2 separate regions of the Homo sapiens genome follow, and region 1 is linked to region 2. Evidence: chromatin loops called from intact Hi-C (ENCODE). Cell type or tissue: MCF 10A. All regions are shown on one strand. Links, peaks and the distances in the headings refer to the core of each region. The heading gives the core; the rest is flanking DNA. Region 1 overlaps GREB1 (growth regulating estrogen receptor binding 1). Region 2 has its middle 11 kb from the start of E2F6.

Region 1 (11,785 bases), core at 1,963-9,962, 170 kb before region 2:
GCACCTGTGTTAGTTTCTTATGGCTGCCATAACAAAGTAACACAAACTGCGTGTCTTAAAACAACAGAAATGTATTCTCTCACAATCCCGGAGGCTACAGATCTGAAATCCAGGTGTTGGCAGGGCACAAGACTCTAGGGGAGGAAACTTCCTTGCTTCTTCCAGCTTCCGATGGTTCTCAGCAAACCTTGGCATTCTTGGCTTGTAAATTTATCACTCTAATCTCTGCCTCCATTGTCACATGATAGTCTGTCTGCCTCCACGTCTCTCTCTCCCATCTTAGAAGGACACCAGTCATACTGGATTATGACCATATGGGACCCCTTCACTCCACTATGACCTCATCTTAGCTAGTTATATCAGTAATTATATCAGTAACGACCCTATTTCCAAATAAGTTCCCATTCTGAGGTCCTGGGGCTTAAGAGTTCAACACATCTTTTTTCAGGACATGATTCGACCTGTAATACCACCCAAACTCCCCCCTCCAGCAGGGTGGACTCCCACCCTGGGAAAGACCCTTGGATAGAGCAAGAATTAGAGTTGGAGTAGCCCATGGTCTCAAATGAGAAGAACGAGTCCTTGCCAAAGTTTTAGAAAGAAAGGAGAAGGAGAACTGGGACAGCATATTTGGCGAATGACAAATGCAGTCATAGAAGAATTCTTGTTTCTTCTCTAGACGTGAAGGCCTTTAAAAAGCTGCACTGGCCTTTCCAACTGTTTTGTGAAGTAAAATGCTAATTCCCTCTGGGCTGGGAAATCTGCCCAAGCAAGTAGACTGAAAAAGAAATGAAAGCTGTCAACACTGGATGCACCCTTGGTTCACAGTCTTCCCTTCAACAAAAGCTGTCTGCAGAATCTTAAGCCAGATCTAGGAGGTTTCATGCAATTTTTAAGATTAAAAGTGATTTCTAAACCTTAATACTGGGCTGTCCCACACTCTGGATGGCACATAATGTGGTATGTTTCATAAATGCCCACACCCAGGATTACCTCCAGGAAACCCGAGAACTGGGTTTCCCAGTGAGAAAAGATTGGATCTGTACCTTGATTGTACACAGAACCTTGCGAGCCAACATTGCCTTCTAATATATGGCATTCAGTGGCAGTAAATTGCTCAGAACAGGAAGCAGCTGTGACGTTAGTGGAAATATTATTACACATGCAGGCATGAATCTAGGTTTGTTCTATCACTTAATAGCTGTGTCATCTTAGACAAGTCATTTTACCTCTCGGAGCCCCAGTTTCTTCTTCCATAAGATGATCCCAATAATATCCATCTCAGAGTATTGTGTTGATTCAATGAAATAATGAATATTTAGTCATCTAGTAAAATGCCTGGCACAGAGTGGGTGCTCACAAATGTTTGCTACTCACTATGTTCATTTTGTAGCTAACACACTCTCTGGGGAGCTGGGTGACTTGGCCAAGGAATAGAAGCTCGAACCCAAGTCTTCTGATTTGAAATGCCAAGCCCTCTCCACTGCCACATCCTGCCATGGGAACTCCAACTCCTACATAATCAATGTTGCTTCTTGCAGGATGATTCCTCCTCTGTTACTGTAGCAGCTCTTAATTAGCTAAAAGCATCCAGGTGATTTTTTTCTTTGGGAACTATCTCTGACCCTGACTACTAGGCAGGTCAGAAAAGCATCTCTGAGCCCAGATGGCAAGGAACAGAGAAAACAGCTCTAAAGCTAGGCCTAGTAGGCACTAAGTTAGTGGTGCATAGCACATAGTCATGAAGACCCATTAAACACTGACCTACAGCCCCAGCCCACTGTGAACCCTTGTAGTAAGGTTGGGTTTTGCTGATTGGTTTGGGTTTTGAGGGCTTTCTATTTGGTTGGACTTGAGACTGTAAAGCAGAGTCCTGGGGTAAGCGAGGGTCTTAACTCTCAGAGTGTCCTAGAAAAGATTCTTGCAGGTCTTGGAGTGCCCCCTAAATGAAGAAATAGGAGGGTTTAACGGTTGGTTGTGTATGGACTGTTAGAGGCGCATGAATGGGGCTTCCTGTTCAAAATGACATCTGGCTAAGAGTCCCCTGACACAGCCCTTTCCAGTAGAACAAAGGTAAAGATACAATGGGGAAGGGCTAATGACATTAGGAAAAGCAAGGAATGGAAGCGAAAAATCTCCTAACTTCTAGTAGCTATCAAACTGCTGGAATTTTCAACCACTGGTTAAAGAAAATGCTCTATTGCCTAAAACAGCACACCTCTAGGTTTAAAATAAGTCGGAATTTGCTTAGCTTCCCACTGCCAGAAGTGTAGATGAAGACTTTGAAGTCATTGGAAACCTGCACCTCCATTTTATACCTCCCCATCAGTTCCCTCTTCTACATTAGTTTAGAAAGAACCTGGTAATAACACTGACATCAACCCAAATGTCCTGATTTGGATCATGTCTAGAGATAGGTCAGAGGCATTGCATCCTAACCAGCCCTTATCCATGGCACGGAGAAGGAGAATCCACCAACTCCAAAACAGTTAGGAAGCAAGGCCAAGGGCAAGCCTTACCAACTGAAAAAAATTGAATTTGATTTTTCTTCATTCCATAAAGAAAAGTAAAGATACATACACACACACACAGGACCAAATTGAGGGTGAGGAATTCTGCAGGATAAAATGTGCAATAGGTCAGGAGCACACCCTGGCAAATGGATTTACTATCCCAGACAATGATTTCTTCCCTTCATAGCTTGCAAGAAAGCATGGCTCCTTGGCATCGCATGCAAAAGGCCATCAAGGAAAGGACAAGTTGTGACAAAAGGGAGCATGGCAATGCCCTGCAGGCAGTAGAGAGGGAACGACAGTGTAGGAATTCAATCTGGGGTTTGGTGACACACTTGAGAAGCCCTTCTGGAAGGGAGTGGAAAGGCATGAGGAGATGAAGACAAGACAGGCCCTGATGGTAGATGAAAACCACAGAGCAGCAGATCACCAGAGCTAACGGGAAAGGGTGGGAGCTCAGAGGAAAAAAATGCCGCCAAATAGGAGGGATTTACTGAAAAGTTTTAACCAGAGGAGTGACACAATCAATCATTGAAACAGAGAAGGAACACTATCATATTGTGTGTGTGTGTGTGTGACATTTGAGTAGTGGGGAATTTCCTGTTTAAGAAAAAGTGTACAATTTACACATAAGTCCTCTTACCTTACAAAAAAGTAAAGCATCTGGAAGGCCAGAGAGAAAAATGCGGAAGCCCCCTCAACACACCCCACTCCCTGCCCCTTCCCTAATGTGGTCATTGTCAACAGTTTGGTGTTCATTATTCCAGTTTCTTTCTACACATAAGCAAAAATACATGCATAAATTACGCCTATGTATTTTTACATGTAAACTAAAGTTTGTGTTTCTTTCTCTGATCAATATCTCCATGTCAGTATACATAAAACTGCTAACATAAAAGTGTTATTTTTCGCTTTTGTGTTTGGAACACTGTTCTAGAAAATCAAGTCTGCCTAGGAGGAGCTAGAGTGGTTTAGAAAGTGTGTGCCCCCATCATCATTGGACTATAGAAGAGTAAGGACAAAAGCAGCGAAGATGAGTTAGAGAGATGGAGATATTTTCTTAGCAGAAAGGCTGAGAACTGAGGAGAGAGACTAGACTGATATGAAATGAAAAATGAGATGTTGAAGGCCAGTGAGACATACAACGAGGAACTGGAGAGAGGCCTAGATCCAACTGTTCTTAAGGAAGGTATTAGAAAAGGGGGTGATGTCTTAGTTGTGTGAGATCAGAAGTGATGAGGGGAAGAACATTCTGCTCATCTGACAAGAACAGCAGCCTGGCATGTGACCGCAAAGGGACCGAGGACCCAGGAAACTCTGGAGATGCGACTTTTAAAGCCACAGATACGTTTTGGAGTAGGAGTAATTGGGGAACAATCCCTTAAAATATGACCACAGTGCCAAGTAGTTACAGAAAATCTGGGTATGTTTGAGAGGGGAAGTCTAGAGATAGCAATGTAAATACTCAAAATGCTATTAACTGAGTTTCAAGTTCTCTGTAGGTGGAAATACAGAAATTGCTGGGTCCTTAAGGAGCATCCCTGAGAAATGTATAGAATATGGGATCTAGGGAAGGCCCAGTCAAGATGAGATCTATTGGAGAGGAGCCAGACAGCACGTGGGTGGATCAAGCCCCAGCCTGGGTTAGATGCTGGCCTGACAAAATAGCTCCTGATGGTTCTATGCAGGGAGGTAAGTTAATATTTGTGACACACTTAGAACAGGGAGTCAAAAATGATATGTATGTGGTAAGGGATAAATATGTTTGTGCTAAAATAAGTTAAGTTAAAATGAACATTTTTATTTGCATAGTAGATAGAATTGGCAGATCCCAGACTCATCGATTTCATCTCTCTCACTGTGGGAAGCCCAACAAGACAAAATCTAGAGAAGCACATTAGGAAAACAAATGTCTGTGCAGAAAATAAAAGAAATCGTAAAAGGCAGTCCCATTCACCATTATCTATTCACGGCCTAGCCCTACAAGTGTTAGAGACGAGGGAGATCAACTCAGGAAGCAGGATAGAGGCAGCTCTTAGCAGGAAAAAAGGAGACAGGAGTGGCACATCCTTCTAAATAGAAAAAATATAGCAGAAAGAAAGGGGATTGAAAGCCATGGGCACTCCAAAATGAGGGAGGAGGGTATGTCAAGAAACATATGAGCAGTACTGGCCTTCACTGCATATGAGCAGTGCTGGCCTTCACCAGGGTTTGGGAAGGTGATTGATTCTCCAGCAGAAACAAATGTGAGGGGGTGGGGGAAGCTTCTCCAAGAAGCAGGCTCCATAGCTCCAAGCAGGTTCTGCCCCATGGCAGGACTGCAAACACCTGCACATGGGTGAGAGTGTCTGGGGACAGCTGGTCAACCAAGAGGGTGGGCCCTTGAATGTTACTGCTGTGATGGGATGATCATGCTAAGCAGGTTTCTCAACTTCACAGGAAGGCAGTGATGCCTCCAAGTCTCATTGTTTGAGATAGGAAAGAGCAGGCAGAGATGGTGTTTCCCCTGGGTAGTGGAAACAGCACCATCCTTAACGTGGATGGGGGAGTTACCCAGTTGAATTGAAGTGCAGACGTTGTGGATTCCAGACCCACAGGCACAGACCGGCTTCCTGGAATGACTAAAACCAAAAGGATTTTCCCATGCTCCTCCTTCACTCAGATATCACCGAGGGTCCTCTGTGGCTTTTGGAAGCATTAAACAGTGTACTTTAACATAATTTTGCCTGAGAAAATCTCCTTGTTTTCTAAATGTTATGAGGGAAAGCCCAGTACTTTAATAATTGCATCGATTCCTTGAATCGCTGGATCTAAAAACTGGGGAACATCAATTAATTACCAATGTGCTAACACAACCTTCAGAGAACCTGGAGGAATCCAGTCCAGTGAGCATTCCCAGGCTGCAGCTGCAGAGGGAGCCCCAACTCTACCAGGCATCTAGAACATTCCTGGGTGAGAAGAAGCTGAATAACAAGTAAGGGAAGATGGATTGGGACTTTACCTTAAAGAATACATATAATTTCTTCGGATTTTTCATCCATTTCTGCTTTACATTTGATTCCTTTGTGTTTCAATGTCTGTGAACATCAACTGATGAGGGACTTTGATTTTGCCCCCAAAATATATAATAGGAGAGGATTAATATTCAAATGTGGGGTGTATTAATCCATTTTCATGCTGGTGATAAAGACATACCAGAGACTGGGTAATTTATAAAGAAAAAGAGGTTTAATGGACACATAGTTCCACGTGGCCAGGGAGGCCTCACAATCATGGCAGAAGGCAAAAGCCACGTCTTACATGGTGGCAGACAAGAGAGAATGAGAACCAAGTGAAATGGCTTTTCCCTTATAAAACCATCAGATCTCATGAGACTTATTCATGACCACAAGAACAGCATGGGGAAAACTGCCCCCATGATTCAGTTGTCTCCCACCAGGTCCCTCCCACGACATGCAGAAATTATGGGAGCTATAATTCAAGATAAGATTTGGGTGGGGACACAGTCAAACCACATCACAGGGACATCTCCATTTTGTTAGCAGACGGTTATTGGAACATCTCTCAGGGCCATCAAGTTGCATAATCCTAGCAGGCACAATTCACATTGCTCATCAAGATAGGTTAAGTAATGCCAACATCACAAATGAACCCTGAAATTGCAGTAGCTCAACAGTGTAAAAAAATGGTCACTGGTTCTTGTCATAGAACATCATTATGAGGGCGAGGGTCTGTGCAGGGTCCCGGTCCCTTCATCTCAGGACACCCCCCTCCGAAACACACGGCCACCTCCTGGGGTCAAGTCTACGGCACCATCAAGGGCTTCAAGGAAGATTCAGAAAAAGCAAACATTGTTTTTGGGAAGGTGGTCTTAAAAATGAGAGCAGAGCTTCCCCCAAGGACTGTTCATCCCCCTAGGGGTCAGCCTATACTGACTGTAGGCTTAATGGTCAAGCCCAGTGGGTTAGGGAATCAAAAACTGAGGTAAACTAACAGGAAACATTTGTTCCCAACTTCTGATATTTCCTCCTACATGCAGGGAACACCATTAATGTAACATTTCTAGCTTCTGTCTACCTCCTCACTTACCCTTTGCCATGGGCAAAGAAGTAACCTGTGTTATAGGTTCAGGGAAGGAGCTGGCCTGCATAACTCAGCAATCTACTCCTTCCCTCTGCCCCTGGACCCAGCCTGCCTGAGGAGCACAGGATCCTGCCTGCTCTTCCAAGCTATACATTTGTACGGACGAGACCCCACATGGTGTCTGCTGCTTGCGGCCAGGTAGGAAGGCCTAATTCCAGCTTCAGCACTGGAAACCTTGTTGATACTGATATGCCTACATCTGCCTTATTGATACAACAGGGGACATTTTGGTCTTCATTTGTTTAACTACTGTTTTGTCTTACATCTGGATTCAGAGTGAGAATGTCAATCTCAATAGGCAGCTTCCAGAAACAATCTGGTTGGGATTTGGATTAGCTTTGTATTGAACTTATAAGTTAATTTGGGGGTAGGGTTGGGGGAGGAATTGGTAGTTTGATAATACTGAATCTTTCCATTAGGACATAGTTTTCTCTATATTTAATTTAATCTATCTTCTTTTATTTCTTTCATGGATGTTTTATAACTATCTTCACAGAGGTCTTACACATTTTCTACCTATTGGATACAATGTTCACTCTTCAGGTGATGGGTTCACTAGAAGCCCAGACTTCACCACTACACAATACATACATGTAAGAAGCCTGCACTTGTACCTCCTAAATCCTTAAAAATAAAACTTTAAAAATAAATAAGACTTAAAAAAATAAGTTTTCGGCAAGACCTAACTAGAAAAATGAGAAGACAGAGATATGACACTAAAAAAGAGAAATGAAGATAGTAAAGAGATTCTTAAAATTCCCACACAAATACATAATGTTTAAATTTATGCCAGAAAACTTGAAGGTTTTTATGAAACAGATAATTTCCCAGAATGTACATTTTAGAACGTTGGATAAAATCTAAATATACAAATAACTGTGAAATAAATTCTGCAACACACTCCATGTTTATTGCAGCACTATTCAAAAAAGCCAAGATTTGGAGCAACCTAAGTGTCTGTCAACAAACGAATGGATAAAGAAAATGGGATACATATACACAATAGGGTACTATTCAGCCATTAAAAAAAAAAAAGAATGAGTTTGGGAGGCTGAGGCAGGCGTATCATGAGGTCAAGAGATCGAGACTATCCTGGCCAACATGGTGAAACCCTGTCTCTACTAAAAATACAAAAATTAGCTGGGCGTGGTGGCGGGTGCTTTTAGTCCCAGCTACTCGGGAGTCTGAGGCAGGAGAATCAATTGAACCCAGGAGGCTAAGGTTGCAGTGAGCTGAGATCACGCCACTGCACTCCAGCCTGGCGACAGAGCAAGACTCCGTCTCAAAAAAAAAAAAAAAAAAAAAGAATGAGGTCCTGTCATCTGCAACAACATGGCTGGAACTGGAGGTCATTATGTTAAGTGAAATAAGCCAGCCACAGGACAAACTGAATGTTCTCACTTATTTGTGTGAGCTAAGAAAATTAAAACAATTGAACTCATAGAGAGTAGAATGATGGTTAGCAAAGGCTGGGAATAGCAGTTGGGGAAAGGGGTGTAGGGATGGGTAATGGGTACAAAAATATAGTTAGAGAGAATGAATAAGATCTAGCATCTGATAGCACAACAGGATGACTATAGTCAATAATTTATTAAACATTTAAAAATAAGAGTATAGTTGTTTATAACATATAGAAACAGGAAATGCTTGAGGTGCTGGATACCGCATTTACCCTGATGTGATTATTACACATTTTATGCCTGTAGCAAAAGATCTCATGTACCCCATAAGTATATACACCTACTATGTACCTGCAAAAGTTAAAAATACATAAATTGTATGAGTAGTTAAAAAAAAAAACCCTCTTTCTTAAAGAAAAAAAAGAAACTGGAACCATAATTCTTTTTAATGTCTTTACTATTCTTAACTGGTTTGGGATTAGTGTTATTTCCGGCCTTGCAGAAGTACAGATGTCTATATTTTCCAATGCTCTGGAAGTTTTATTTTATGGTAGTAAAATATACCAAAAAATTTACTATTCTTGACAGTTAGCATATTCACAACGTTGTGTAACAATCACTGCTCTCTAGTTCCAGAACATTTTCTGATTTTCTGGAATGATTTGTGTAACACAGAACTCTCTCATTTGAAGGTAACTTTATGTCCAACACTTTCTATGCCCATCAGATTTCATTTCTATTGGTCTCCTTCCTCTGTTTCTGAGAGAGATGGAGTGGTCTCCATTTATGACTACGGAATTTATGCATTCTTCTCATATATATATTTTTTATAGAGGTGGGGTCTTGCCATGTTGCCCAGGCTGGTCTCTAACTCCCGAGCTCAGGCACTCCTCCCATCTTGGCCTCCCAAAGTGTTGGGATTACAGATGTTGAGCCATCATGCCCGCCCCTCTTCTCATATTTCTAACAGTTCTCACTTTATATATTTCATAGCATGTGGGCATGTCTACATAAGTTTGTGATCAAAATGTTAAATTCTATTCTGATTAGCTTTCTCAGTCCAATCTGAGCACCTCAATCTATTTTTAGGTAAATTTAATCCACTTATATTTCTTTTGACTGTTGATATGTTTGGATGTTTGTCCCCTCCAAATCTCATGTTGAAATGTGATCCCCAATATTGGAGGTGGGGCCTGGTGGGAGGTGTTTAGGTCATGGGGGGCAGATTCCATCGTGCTTAGATTGCTTGGTGCTGTCCTCAGGATGAGTGGGTTCTCCCTGTGAGTTCACACGAGATCTGGTTGTTTAAAAGTGTGTGGCACCTCCCCACCTCTCTCTTGCTCCTGCTCTCACAATGTGTCTGCCCCCCTTCACCTTCCACGGTGATTGGAAGCTTCCTGAAGCCTTCACCAGGAGCAGATGCCAGCACCATGCTTCCTATACAGCCTGCAGAACCGTGAGCCAATAAACCTCTTATAAATTACCCAGTCTCAGGTATTCCTTTATAGTAACATACAAATGGACACACACACCTGCCATCTAATTTTGTTTCTTATTTGCCAAGATTTCCTGTTGTTCTCCCCATCCCCAACTGTTCTTTCCTTATGTTGGATTTCATTGATGTGGTGTTTGCTGTCTTCCCTTTAATGTTTTAGATGTTGGACATCCTTTCTTTTCTCCCAGTGGTCATCCGAAATGCTTAACATGCATATTTAAATGTTCCTTTTCTACCAGCATATTAATCAGTGCTGACCCTGTAAATCAAAAATTTCAGCTCGACTTCACTATTTTCTTAGTTTCTCCATCACTGATCACTCCCACCCCTGCTCCCATGTTGAGATCATTGCGGGTATGAGAGATTCATTCATTCACTGAGTGGGCAATGAATGAGCACATACCAGGAGCTGGGCAAATTCAAAGCTCTGGGCATGCAGCACTGAATGTTTCTTACAGAATTCCTACCTTCACAGAAGGAGACAAAAATAGCAAAAATGTATTCTATGTTAGTAGTTCCCCAGTATGGGATGGCCTCATTGGGAAGGTGACTTACGAGTAGCAAGAAAACATCAGGGTGTGGGAGAGTCCAAGGGATGAGCACTCCTGGCATGAGAGGCAGCAGGCCTGAGTGGGCACTTGCCTGGCAGGGTCCAGGGAGCTGATGGGGAGTGAGCAAGGGGGCCACTGGCCTTAGCCATGGCCGCATGCTTAGCCCAGGTCAGTGGAGCATGGGAAGCACGGCGGGAAGCGCTGCAGGGAATCAACCAGGCTGGCTGCTCCAAACCGCTCCCCCTGGTGATCATCCAGACAAATGCCCCAGGTCCCTTCCACTCTTTGCAGCCACCGTGAAGCTCAGAGTCCCCCCAAACTTTCTTCCCTTGGTGGCAGGCTTCTCTGCACATTCTGAGCTGGTTTCCTCCATATTTGTTCTCCTGCACGTCCAATGCAGTCTGCCTTTTTATCCTCAGGAATTCTGCAACATGTTAATATATTCCACTTTTATGGTTTTATTCTTATTTCTTTTCCAAAACTATCCATTTTAAGCAGCTAGTCCCCAGAGATGACTAGCCACACTACCTTATCTCGAAACAGTGCTATGAATACTCACCAACAAAACAATACATGCATTATAAGTTTTATTTATAAGACTGGAACAGACAAGAATATTAGTTTGAGGGTTTTTTCCAATTTAAATTAACTAATAAAGTGGGGAGAATGACACAAAAGCTGCTATTTACAAAAGACAAGTATATGATTAAAGAAGGTCAGTTTTTATTCCAAAATAGGAATAATGAGATATACAAAGTAATCATTTTATAAACATTGATCTAAATATTTAATACTCGCGGACTTTTTTTCTTAGGAAAAAAAGATTGACATCAACTCTTCGGCATCATCTTTTACAATCATTTATTCTTGGATTGTTATCCATTAGAGTGCTTATAAATGTCTAGGATAGATGTGTAAGAATGCATTCTGAGGCCAGGCGCAGTGGCTCATGCCTGTAATCCCAGCACTTTTGGAGGATGAGGTGGGCAGATCACCTGAGGCCAGGAGTTCACAAGACCAGCCTGGCCAACCTGGCGAAACCCCATCTCTACTAAAAAAAAAAAATACAAAAATTAGCTGGGCATGGTGGTGGGCGCCCATAATCCCAGCTACTCGGGAGGCTGAGGCTGGAGAATCACTTGAACCCAGGAGGCAGAGGTTGCAGTGAGCCGAGGTCATTGCACCATTGCACTCCAGCCTGGGCAGCAAGAGTGAAACTCCGTCTCCGAAAAAAAAAAGAATGCATTCTGATGATTAAATTGAACTGTCTTTAAACTTTTCCTTCAAGTTATGGGCCACTTCAAAAACAGTGTGGCATTGAGGGTAGGCAAGTGGGAGAAGGGAGACCTGGACTGCAGAGTCCAGAAGCCAGAACTTTGAACTGTGCTTCTAGCTCTTTCCAGCAGTGAGAACTTGGAAAGGTAGACTCTTTGCATCTCAACCTTCTCATCTTTCAAAGGGGATGAATAATTCCAATCACACAAGAAAGGACTGAACAAGATGAACAAGATGATCACTGTCCAGGCGCCGGGCAATGGGTGGCCTCTCAACTGTGGCTTTAAAAACCATTCTGGGGCAGGCACGGTGGCTCACGCCTGTAATCCCAGCACTTTGGGAGGCCGAGGCGGGCGGATCACGAGGTCAGGAGATCGAGACCATCCTGGCTAACATGGTGAAACCCCG
Region 2 (11,785 bases), core at 1,327-9,326:
ACACGCACACCCATACACGCACACGCACGCACACCCCACACACACGCGCGCCCACACCTATACCCGCGCGCACACGCACGCACAAGCGCACGGCAGCGGCAGCACCCAGGTCCCTACACGCTGCCAGGGCCGATCCCGGACACCTTCCACCTCCTTCCCGGGACCAGGGCCAGGAAGTGCCCGCGTCCGGCGGGGCGCACCTTCCCCGCCGGGCGCCGAGTGCCCGCCCCGAGCAGCCCCGCACAGCCCCGCGCCCCCGCTCCGCCCGCTGCCGCCCGGAGGGACCGCTCCTACCTCGGGCCCTTTGTCCTCCGGCCGCCGCGGCCCCGCTCCTGAGCGCCCGCCGCCGACGGAGGCTAGCCCAGCCTACAGGCTGAGCTCGCGGCCGCAGCGCCAGGCCCCGCACCCGGACCTGGCCCCGGCCCCGGCCACGGCGCGGGGCGCTCGGCAAAGCCCGGATCTCCGGAACCGCGGCCAGCGCGGAGGACTCGACCCCTGACACTGGCCGCCCCCTGTGGTCCACTTCTCCGGGTCTTCGGGACGGCCGCGGAGGAGGGCCGGGCGGTGGGCTTGGCTGCCCCAGGACCTCCGCCGGGGAAGGGTCGGGGGAGGGCGCGGGGCCGGAACCCCTAGCGGCGGCCGGCGATGGGTGGAGGTGACAGGGACAGAGGGGAGCCCCCTGCGCCCTCCCACCCGGGTTCGCGCCCCGGGCCTGGAACCCCAGTCTTACCCTGTCCCGCCCGCCCTCCTCCCCAACAAAGACGCGCTCCCCCACTCCCGTGCCCGGCTCCCCGCGACCCAAGGAGGGTCACCGTGCGGGGCTGCCCCGCCAGCTGACCCTGCCCTGGCGGCTGCCGGGTCCCTTCCCGCGCCCACCTGCGTGGGTTCAGAAAGATGGACGGAACCTCGCACCTGAGCGCCCAGCCCCGGCTCCGCGCGCCGTCTGCGCTCAGCGGTGTCGCCGTCCTCCCTCCTCTTACGGGGGCTGCCCTCCCTGCAGCAGCCCTGTCCCACCCCCGGGCCCAAGCACCCCGACATTCCCGCGGGGTCACACTGGACATCCCCTCCGGTGACAGGGCACTTAGCGGGGAAGAAGATCTGGACAGAGGTTGGGAGACCCCTCGGAGGAGCGAGGTCATTTTGTCACTTGGGAACGCAGGCGCCCAGACGGGACACGGCAAGGCTGTGAGGCAGCAGGAGTGGAGCCCAGGCTTCCGGACAACTCCACCCCAGGGGCCCCCGGATCCCCACGCTCGGCCGCCGGGACTGAGCCCGACCGAGCGCGGTGACCGGGGGCACCCGCCGCCCTCTCCCCACCGCCGCCGACCGCTCAGGACGCGGAGATTGAGGGACCCGGTCCCCAACAGCTGAGGTCGGCGAGCGGTCCATGAGGGCCCAGCCTGAGGTCAAGAGAGGAAAAGGAAGATTCTGGAACGATGGACCCCTGCGGGTGGAACCCGGCCAGCTTTTCCTGGTGACAGCCAGGTCGGAAAAAATGAGTGAAGGAAGGAAGAAATGAACGAACCTCAAATGAGTCCCTCAGTCCTCACTGGCGGCTGCTGCTGAGGTGGCCCCTAGCAAAGAAGCTGAGACAAGAAACAAAGAGAACTAGAGATTTCTTTTTTTTTCTTTCTCTCTCTCTCTCTTTTTAATAAAAAGACAGGCCCCTGTGTTTTCAGGAGGCAGCCAGAAGCAGAACTGGAGTCAGGAAACCGTCCCTGGGCCCCCTGCCACTCACCCCCAGGACCCACAGTGGGGCCTTGGGCCTAACAGCCACTGTCTTTGAAAACACCCTGAAAAGTCACAGTTCACGAATCTGGGCGGTTAAACAAAAGAAGCCGGGAGTGAGGTTATAGCCCCCAGCACCTGCCAGCACACAGGTCCTCAGTAAAAGTGCATCGTGAGTGAACCCCTGCAGCTCGCCATACTCTGATTGGCAGCACCCTCATTTTCCTTTTCTCATCATGAAATAGCTCAAACACCCGCATTTGACTTTTCTCATTGTGAAATTTTCAAACACACGCTAAACTAGGAGAGTAATGTAAAGAGCCCATGTGCTCAAGAACAAGCCAATCCTAACATCGGGCCACACTTGCTTCAAATGTTTAAGACATGAATATTGCAATACAGTTAAAGCCCCTGGAAGCCTTCCTCATGTCACCCCGAGTACTCTTCCAAAGCATCCCATTCCTGTTTTTATACTATTACTGCATATGCGTGTGTTCATAAGTCATACAGAAGATTTTTACAACTTCCTGTGTGTTCCTGTTTCATTCTGTAACCCGGTCGGTTTGTCTTGTTTTGCTCAAGATTATAAGATCCATCTGATCATCCATATAGCTCTAGTTTATTCATTTTAACTATTAAATAGCATTCCGTTGTATGAGTAGGGCACAAGTCATATATACATTCTTCTGTTGATAGACATTTGAGTTGAGATTATAAAGAAGACTGCAGTGAGCATTCTTGAACTGCATTTATCTTTCTAGGGTATAGCTCATTTCAGCCACTCTAGTAAAAACGTGCAGAATAATGATGTTGAATTAACATTAGCCCAAATGTCTGCTCTATGGTTTGGGTTACTTACTGCAACTGCTAAACCAATAATCACTGTGAAAAATGTCCTTACATTTTTTCCTCTTTACGTTTTGACAGCTGTGTCTTACCAAGCAGATAAAATCCCATAGAACAGAGGTCAGCAAATTTTTCTTAAACGGCAAGAGGCCAATATTTTAGGCATTGCCTTCTAGGATGCAGAGTTGAGGCTTACATAAACCATTTAAAATGTAACTTTTTTTTTTTTTTTTTTAGAGATAGGGGGTCTCGCTCTTGTCACCCAGGCTGGTCTGGAACTCCTCGCCTCAAGTAATTATCCTGCCTCAGCCTCCCAAAATGCTGGGGTTACAGGCACGAGCCCCTGCTCCCCACCTAAATGTAACCTTTTGAGAATGTAAAAATATACTTACTTGGACTGTAAAACAAAAATAAAAAGCAAAAGTTAGTCAACTGAATGGATTTGGCCCCTGGGCTATAGTTAGATTTCCCACTCCTGCTATAGAATAATTCATTACATAAATGAATTCCTTTCTTTAAATAGGCAATCTTTCAATCATGACAAAAGTGTAATTTGGCTCAACAGAAGAATCAAAATGAATATGATGTTACACTGAGGGAAAAATTCCTAGGAAGATGTCCCATACCTTAACTAATTAATACAATGACTTTGAGAGAAACCATTTAATCCTATTTTTGAATATCTATAATGAATTTTAGAAATGCATAAACTCCTACCAACTAAGAATTCATTAGTTGGTAGAACTAATTAATGTAATTCTTTTCTCAGCTAAGAAAACAAATGAGATTCGATGAAAAGTTGTTTATTATTTTCTTATTTAATGAATCACCTCCCCGCTCCTAGTTCATTGATTTAAATACAAGCACACAAGTACAAATGATTATGTTTTTCCTGGAACCTGACCCACTTGTTTTATGTCTTTATTGAACTTGAACCAAAACTTGGAAAAGTCATTTCAAGATAGTTTCTTAAATGAGCTGAATTAGCCCGGTTTAAAATGTTGACAAGAATGGGGCCGAGCTAAAAAACTTTGGTGGCCAACCTGTAACTTGCAAAGGAGCCGTCTCTCTCCAAGCCCATTCAATAAGCAGAGGCCTTCCCCAAAAACGGCGGGGTGGGCAAAGCAGTTAGAGGTGGCTCTCTTCTGACCTTTGTGTCTTTGCCAGCATTATCCTAAAGAATCTCTCTCTCTCTCACACACACACACACACACACACACATTGTTCTCTCCCTCACACATACACATTCTCACACACATTTCCCCCTTACGTGTCTTACGTAACGGTGCATGTGCTATGCATGTTGATTCCGTACACATATCTACTTCCTTAAATGCATGCAGTACTCGTGCTTCAAGCATACACATGGCTCTTTTTCACACATATCCATACTCTCACCCACAAACACGCTTTGTCGCACAAACAGTTCTCTGCTGGATACATATGGTCTGTTTGCACCTGTATTTCTGTTTTGTGCAGACCCAACACTTCTCATACCTTTTTCTTTCTACCATCCACACATTTTCACACCCCTCCACCTAGCTTGCTTAAATTGTCCCAAAATGTGGATGGGAAGGTGCATTCGTTTGCTAGGGCTGCTATAACAAAGTGCTCCAGACGGAGGGGCTTAAGCAATAGAAATCTATTGTCTCCCATTTGGAGGCTAGAAGCCCGGCATTGAGATGTGAGTAGGTTGGTTCCTTCTCATGGCTGTGAGGGAGGATCTGTCCCAGACTTCTCTTCTTGGCTTGTAAATGGCTTTCTCCCTGAGTCTCTCCACATTGCCTTCCTTCTATGCAAATTTTTTTTTTTTTTAGACTGAGTCTTCACTCTGTCAGCGAGGCTGGAGTACAGTGGCATGATCTCAGCTCACTGCAACCTCCGCCTCCCAGGTTCAAGTGATTCTCCTGCCTCAGCCTCCTGAGTAGCTGGAATTACAGGCATGCAGCACCATGCCCAGCTAATTTTTGTGTTTTCAGTAGAGACGGGCTTTCACCATGCTGGCCAGGCTGGTCTCAAACTCCTCACTTCAGGTGATCCATCCGCCTTAGCCTCCCAAAGTGCTGGGATTACAGGCATGAACCACCATGGCTGGCCCCTCTATGCAAATCTGTGTCCAAATTTCCTCTTGTTATAAAGACACACCAGTCATTTGGGACAGGACTTGCCCTAATTACTTCACTTTAGTTTGATTACCTCTGAAAAGATCCTCTCTCCAAATAAGGTCACATCCTGAGGTACCAGTTAGAACTGCAACATATGAATTTTGGAAGGGTCCTGGCACAAATAGGACACAATTTGACCCATAGCAGTAAGGTTCGGGTTTGGCTTGTTTCTGAGTGAGGTTTAGACCAGAAATACTAAACTCCATCTTGATCAGTAGTAAATCTGAAGCCTAGATGTGGCATTTCCTCATTAGAAACCTTGAACTCAAATCCAACTGCACCCCTCTCCCCACCAAGGGAGGGGGTAAGGGAGGGGATAAGATCCTCACCTGGATCTTATCAGGAATACTGGTCACCCAAAATTCAAGGGCTCCATTCAATGGACTCCCTAAGGTGAAAGTGCGCCACCTGGTGGAGAGCACTTTGACTTCACTACACATTTGCAAATGATTGACCAGCTGGTAGCAGCACTACCAAAAGCATCTTGGTTGACATTAAATATTAGATAAAACAGAGGAAGGAATCAGGGGGGCAAAATGAATTTGATGCAACCAATATAGTTCATGGGGTAGTGCCTGAGACGTGAACATTTAATAATCAAGAAGACATTATCTAACAAACTAGATAGTATTTGCATAGAATTCAAGAATAGAAGGTAGTAATTCACCTCTGATGGAACTTTCTTTAAAAATCTGGGTGCAGTGTGGGTGCACACTAGACCTGGGCTCCCAATAACCAAAGAAGATGAAATTATATAAACGTTTGAATGGGAAGAAACTCTGTTGTTCCAATAACATACATAGAAATACACCTTTCTGTCAGGTGTGTAGCAACATTTAAGGACCACCTTCTTGATCTCTAATGGCAGTTACAGAACAAATTACATAGGACAAGAAAACACAAAGGGTAGAAAACAATATCACAGTGGATGTCTGTACCCATCACACTTAACCTCGTCATCCGATTTCTCTTTTTCTCCAAAGAACACCTCTTGGGATTTCATTCTTTAAGGCACGTGATAGTGTGTAATATACACGAGGTACATTATATACATGTTTTGTTGTGTGTTTGTTGTTTTCTGAGACAGAGTCTCACTCTGTCACCCAGGCTGGAGTGCAGTGGTGGCATCATGGCTCACTGTGGCCTTGGTCCCCTGGGCTCAATTGATCCTGCCACCTCAGCCTCCCAAGTATCTAGCAGTACAGGCGTGCACCACCACATCCAGCTAATTTTTGTATTTTTTGTAGATATGGGGTTTTGCCTTGTTGCCCAGTCTGGTCTCAAACTCCTGGCTCAAGCGATTGGCCCGCTTCAGCCTCCCAAAGTAATCCCAAGTAGCTGGGATTACAGGCATGAGCCACCACACCCAGCCTATATACATATATAATATACTTGAATGATTGTAATGTGTCCCAAAATTCATATATACATTTCAGTACCACGTCAGACTTTAAGCTAAAATGATTGAAAACCTTTAATAGCACCAGCAAAGAAAACTACTGTTCTGGCAGTTAGCAGCCTTTGATATAGAGCTTCTTTCTATCCAAAAGAATGTGGATTCTTTTGTTGGAGAAATGTGTTAATACAAATGAACAATGCTGTTTCTTAAAAGCTGAGTGAAAATTTATTTGCTTTATCATAGTTCCATACCTTTATCTCTTGCTAGAAAGAGTTAAGGTAAATTGGTAGGATAATCTATGGAGGACAATTTGGCAATTGCCAATGATCAAAATCACCAATGCATGTATCTCTGACCTGGTAGTTCATTTCTAGCCATTTATCTTTTAGAAATACTCAACCTTAAATGAAGTAACATCTGCACAAGATTATTCTATATTCAGTGTTATTTATAGTAGCAAAATATCGGAAATAACCTAAGTGTCCAGTCTTGGGGTACAGCATGGTTAATTTATGGTGTATACACACAATTCAATACTGTGAAGACATAAAAAAGAGTAAGAAAGGGCCGAGTGTGGTGGCTTATGCCTGTAATCCCAGCACTTTGGGAGGCCAAGGAAGGCGGATCACCTGAGGTCAAGAGTTCGAGACCAGCCTGGCCAACATGGTGAAACCCTGCCTCTACTAAAAATACGAAACAGCAGAGTGTGGTGGTGGGTGCCTGTAATCCCATCTACTCAGGAGGCTGAGGCAGGAGAATCACTTGAACCCAGGAGGCGGAGGTTGCAGTGAGCCAAGATTACACCACTGCACTCCAGCCTGGGCAACAAAAATAAAACTCCTTCTCCAGAAAAAAAAAAAAAGAGTAAGAAAGGTATTTATTGCACTGACAGAGAGCAATCTGCAAGGTATTTTGTTAGGTTGAAAGAAGGAAAAAAATACATTACTAGTGCACTAAAAGGGGGAAGGATAACGTAGATGAACATTTTTGCATAAATATTCTGCAAGAATATCTGAGAAACCAACACAATGATAGTCTCCAAAGAGAGGACATTACTGCCGAGAGACAAGAGTGAAAGGGAGATTTTTCACTGTTACTCTTTTGTGTCTTTTGAATTTTGAGCCATGTAAATATACCTCTTCAAAAAAAAATTTAAAGTTTTTTTGTTTGTGTAATTTGCCTTGACCAAAATTTCTCCAAGGTCTAATGATATTTAAAATTTCTTGGTATCATGAGCCTGAAGCCAATATGATGTGATAATTCTCTGATATTTGACTACTTTCTTTCTATTTTAGGAGAAGGTACTGTAATTTTTTTAATTATGTAAATGATACATGACTACTTAGCAAAACAAAAGATTTTAAGCTTGTTGACTGTATTCCTCTTTCAACACAATTAATTCAAATGAATTTTTGTAATATATACCCCTACCACAGAAAATGCAAAAGAAAAATTGAAATGATTCATCTGAATTATTACCAATGAAACTTTGGTAATTTTTTTTTTTTGAGACACGATCTCACTCTGTTGCCCAGGCTGGAGTGCAGTGGTGCAATCACGGCTCACTGCAGCCTCAAACTCCTGGGCTCAAGTGATCCTCCCACCTTACAGCCTCCCAAATAGCTGGGGACTACAGGTGTGTGCCACCATGCCTGGTTAATTTTTATATTTTTTGTAGAGATGGGAGTCTTATTTTGTTGCCCAGGCTGGTCTTGAACTCCTGGGCTCAAGCAATCTGCCTGTCTCTGCCTCCCAAAGTGCTGGGATTACAGGTATGAGCCACCATACCCGGCCTGGTAAAATCTTTAACAAATTGGCCAGGTGCGGTGGCTCATGCCTGTAATCCCAGCACTTCAGGAGGCTGAGGCGGGCAGATCACAAGGTCAGGAGATCGAGACCATCCAGGCCAACATGGTGAAACCCTGTCTCTACTAATAATACAAAAAAATTAGCTGGGTGTGGTGGTACACGCCTGTAATCCCAGCTACTCAGGAGGCTGAGGCAGGAGAATCACTTGAATCCAGGAGGCGGAGATTGCAGTGAGATGAGATGGCGCCACTGCACTCCAGCCTGGCGACAGAGTGAGACTCTGTCTCAAAAACAAAACAAAACAAAATCTTTAACAAATTATATCTGAACTCTGCAAATTTATACAAGATAAATTATCATCATTATCACAACTTGAGTGCGAGTATTCCGTTTTCCTTACTATTTTCATTTCTGAGAATTCCCAAGGCTAACTATTTTTTCTACAAAACAAAACTAATTTGAATCAATAGTATTTAAGCAATACTAAAAAAATTATTATTCAGCATATAATTCAAGCAGGAGGGAAAATAGAAGTTGCTAAACTTACCAATAATTTGATAGGCTGAATCAAAACAAAATCCTTTGTAATATTTACTTAGAAGATTTAAGACAAAACATTACATTTTGTCATCATGTTTTGCTTCATATTTCAAAGTCAGCATAGTTAAGATTCTCTTTTTCAAATTCAATTTAGTTATTTATAATGTAATGCACGTGTTGACAGTGAAACATCATTATTGTCATTTGCCCAGGTTGCTGGGGTCATCGAGCTACCTACAGGGAGGAAGCTGGGGTGCTAGCCTCATCTGGGTGTCCAGGGAAGGTTTCCCTGAGCGAATGATGTCCAAAATGAGGATAAGGAGTTTGCTAGAGGAAGCAGCAAAGGGATAATGTTTTAGGCAAAGAAAACATGAGGAGACTCAGTAGTGAGGAAAAGCTTTGGAGGAATTGAGTGAATATTAGTGTGACTGGACCAGAGAGAGTGCAATGCACCAAGTAGTCCATGATAAGGTGGTGGCCAGGGGCTCCTGAGTGTTCAGAAACAGCTGCAACCCTCCAGCAGCCGGCAGCGTGATGGGGAGACCACCAGGCAGGCAAGCGGCCAGTTTACAGGGGAAAACACTAACAAGGAGTATAAAACAAGGTACACAACAGATTTCAATCAGAGGACGGATGAGGTCAGATCTGCATTTTGAGATGATTTCTCTGGCAATGTGAGGTCAACAGCTGCAAAAAGTAAAAATAAAAAATAAGAAGAAGAAAAGACAAGAAAAAAGCAGCTCTTTGACAGTGACAGTGGAGAGCCAGTGGAGAGACCAAAGACAGGGAGATGAATTAGGAAGCAGCTGTGACAGTCCAGGAACAATGATGAGGAGGGCAGTAGCGGGCAGCGGGAATCGAGGGCAAGGAGGAGGCTGAAATGCTTTTTGGAGGCAGAGCTGACAAGCCCCCATGCCCATCCCCTTCCCTTTGTCACCCTCTCATTGGAGTTCACTGAGGCGGACAGCAATAGCTCATCTTTCCCGCAGCTCTTTGTGGACAGGCTGTCATGGGGATTTGCTGTCGTGGGTGTCTTTGACTACAGGGTTACCTTTTTGTTTTCTTTCCAAAGCAGGAGGCAGATACTGTTGCTAAGTGCAGAGACTGAATCCATGTGCTGGGACCAATGAAAGCCTCCATGAGCTACCATCTTGGGAGCCCTCTGGATAACCTGTCAAGTTCTGAACAAAACCTCAGGACAAAGTGTTCACCGCACCTCTCTTTGTTCCATTTGATGTCATTTTAGAAGCATTCTTAGTCACTGGGGTAGAGAGCTTCAAGACTCGATTAGAAATGGCTCCTGTGAAACTGTGAAGCTTGAGTGACCATTGAAGATGGATTTTGCACTACGGACTTGACACCTATTATCTCTCATACAACACAATTGCATGTATGTTTACCTTGAGTTTACAAATACGGACACTGAGAGTCCTAAAGATGAGGTTACCTGCCATGAGGGATAATTGGAGTTGGTGCTGGACACACTCTAGCCTGGGCTCATCTGCTCATGTCACTCCACCCTCCTCTTTCTGCATCCTCCCATCTCTTCCACACTCCTCTCCTGCCAAGTGTGTTTGTTCCGGGCCCTTCATAAAAGTTGGACTCATCTGGGAAGAATAAGACCAGCGTTCATGTGGCAGCTCTGATAGGGACCATCTTATGGACATTAAGCAAGTCATTTGACCGCTGTTCTCAGTTTCCTACTAATATGCTTTGGATTTGTGTCCCTGCCCAAATCTTATCTCGAATTGTAATCCCCAATGTAAGAGGTGGGGCCTGGGGAGATGACTGAATCATTGGGGTGGGTTTCTTATGAATGGTTTAGCGCCGTCCCCTTGGGTCATGGGCGGGGAGTAAGGGGAGAGGGTAGAATTGGAGATTTGGGAGACACAGCAGGCAATCAGCACAGATTTATAGATGGGTGAACGGATGGCGAACAGTAGAGGGGACTGACCTGGGAAATGCTATAAGATTCTCATGCTGTTCTCATGACAGTGAGTGTGTTCTCAGAAGATCTGGTTGTTTAAAAGTGTATAGTACCTTGCCCCTCACTCACTCTCTTTCTCCTGCTCTGGTCATGTGATGCGCCTGCTTCCCCTCACCTTCCGCCATGATTGTAAGTCTTCTGAGGTCTCCCCAGAAGCCAAGCAGATGCCAGCACCATGCTTCCTGTACAGCCTGTGCCACCATGGGCCAATCAAACCTCCTTTCTTTATAAATTACCCAGTCTCTGGTATTTCTTTATAGCACTGTGAGAGCAGACTACTACACCTCCCCTGTAAAGTAAGAGGGTATACTCAATATCTCTTCCTGCTCTAAGGTTCTAGGACCCAGACTATTACATATTACAGAAAACTGATGGGGAACAATCCTTGCTGTCACTCTTTCTCCTCTGCCATGCTTCACAAGTGCCTCTCCCTACTCCAGTTATCATGGGAGGATGTGTACTTAGAGATCCTGTGAGATAGCCACAGACAGGCACAGATAATCTCTGGTGAGGCCCCACAATCTTGTCATGTTTCCCAAGTCAGTCTCCTCTACTGTTCCCCATCCATCTGCCCATCCATAAATATGTGCTGAGCACCTGCTGTCTCTCAAATCTCCAATTCTACCCTCTCACCTTACTGTCAGCCAATGACCTTTGCTCCTCCCTCACAGAATAAGAATTCCCTCAACTTCCTGCCAAAGTACCTTACAAATTAACCTGCATCTGTCCTCACACTTTTCTCCCCTCCTCCCGTCACTTGGGAGGTGGGGTCCTTTCTCTCATCTCCCATCCCCTCCTCCATTAGCTGTCTGCATCTCATCCCTGTCAGCATTCCCCAAGTGCTGGGATTACAGGCGTGAGCCACCATGCCTGGCCTAGGCCTTTAAATTTGGGTGTTCCTCTGGGTTCCATCCTCTGGTTTTGCCCCACGTTGCTTCACTCACGCTCCCTGAATGATCCATGCCTAAACTTCAAGCACCCAAATTGCCATTGTCAGGCCAATGGATTCCCTCGAATCCAAACAGCCTCCAAACTCTGTTCTTTCTATGTTTCCCTCTCTTGAGTCTATTCCCTCTCCATTTTCACAGCCCCAACACAGTTTGGCTATTTGTTCGGTGACTATGGCAGCATCCTAACCGTTCTTCTTGCCTCCAGTTTGACTCCTCTTCCTACATTCTCTGCACCATCACCCCATCCACCTTTACCTATCAGAACAATCTGTAAGATCTAAGAATGCCTATGCTGGAGCGAGAGGTATAGATAGAGAGTTAGAACATCTAGCAAATATTAGGTTACAATGATGCTATAGTT

The links. Hi-C counts contacts between places; a loop is a spot of excess contacts. Peaks named below come from ENCODE experiments on the same cell type or tissue, not always from the same donor. Only the 100,000 strongest peaks of a DNase experiment are listed, where the experiment ranks them.
Region 1: it touches region 2 in a loop (22-fold over the local background); 5 of 110 quality-filtered maps call a loop at or near these places.

The regions. Positions count from the first base shown.
Region 1 is chr2:11,641,676-11,653,460 of GRCh38, reverse strand. It overlaps GREB1 (growth regulating estrogen receptor binding 1), which reads right to left. Exons shown (of 33, transcript NM_014668.4): 33 at 10,673-11,785. Among named protein-coding and RNA genes, the nearest start is that of NTSR2, 23 kb to the left of the region's middle. In MCF 10A, for the core only: a CTCF peak has its summit at 5,432; no DNase peak of the experiment used is centred there.
Region 2 is chr2:11,471,473-11,483,257 of GRCh38, reverse strand. It overlaps a transcript of GREB1 not described here. Among named protein-coding and RNA genes, the nearest start is that of E2F6, 11 kb to the right of the region's middle. In MCF 10A, for the core only: a CTCF peak has its summit at 5,138 (motif pointing left); a DNase peak (open chromatin) is centred at 5,147.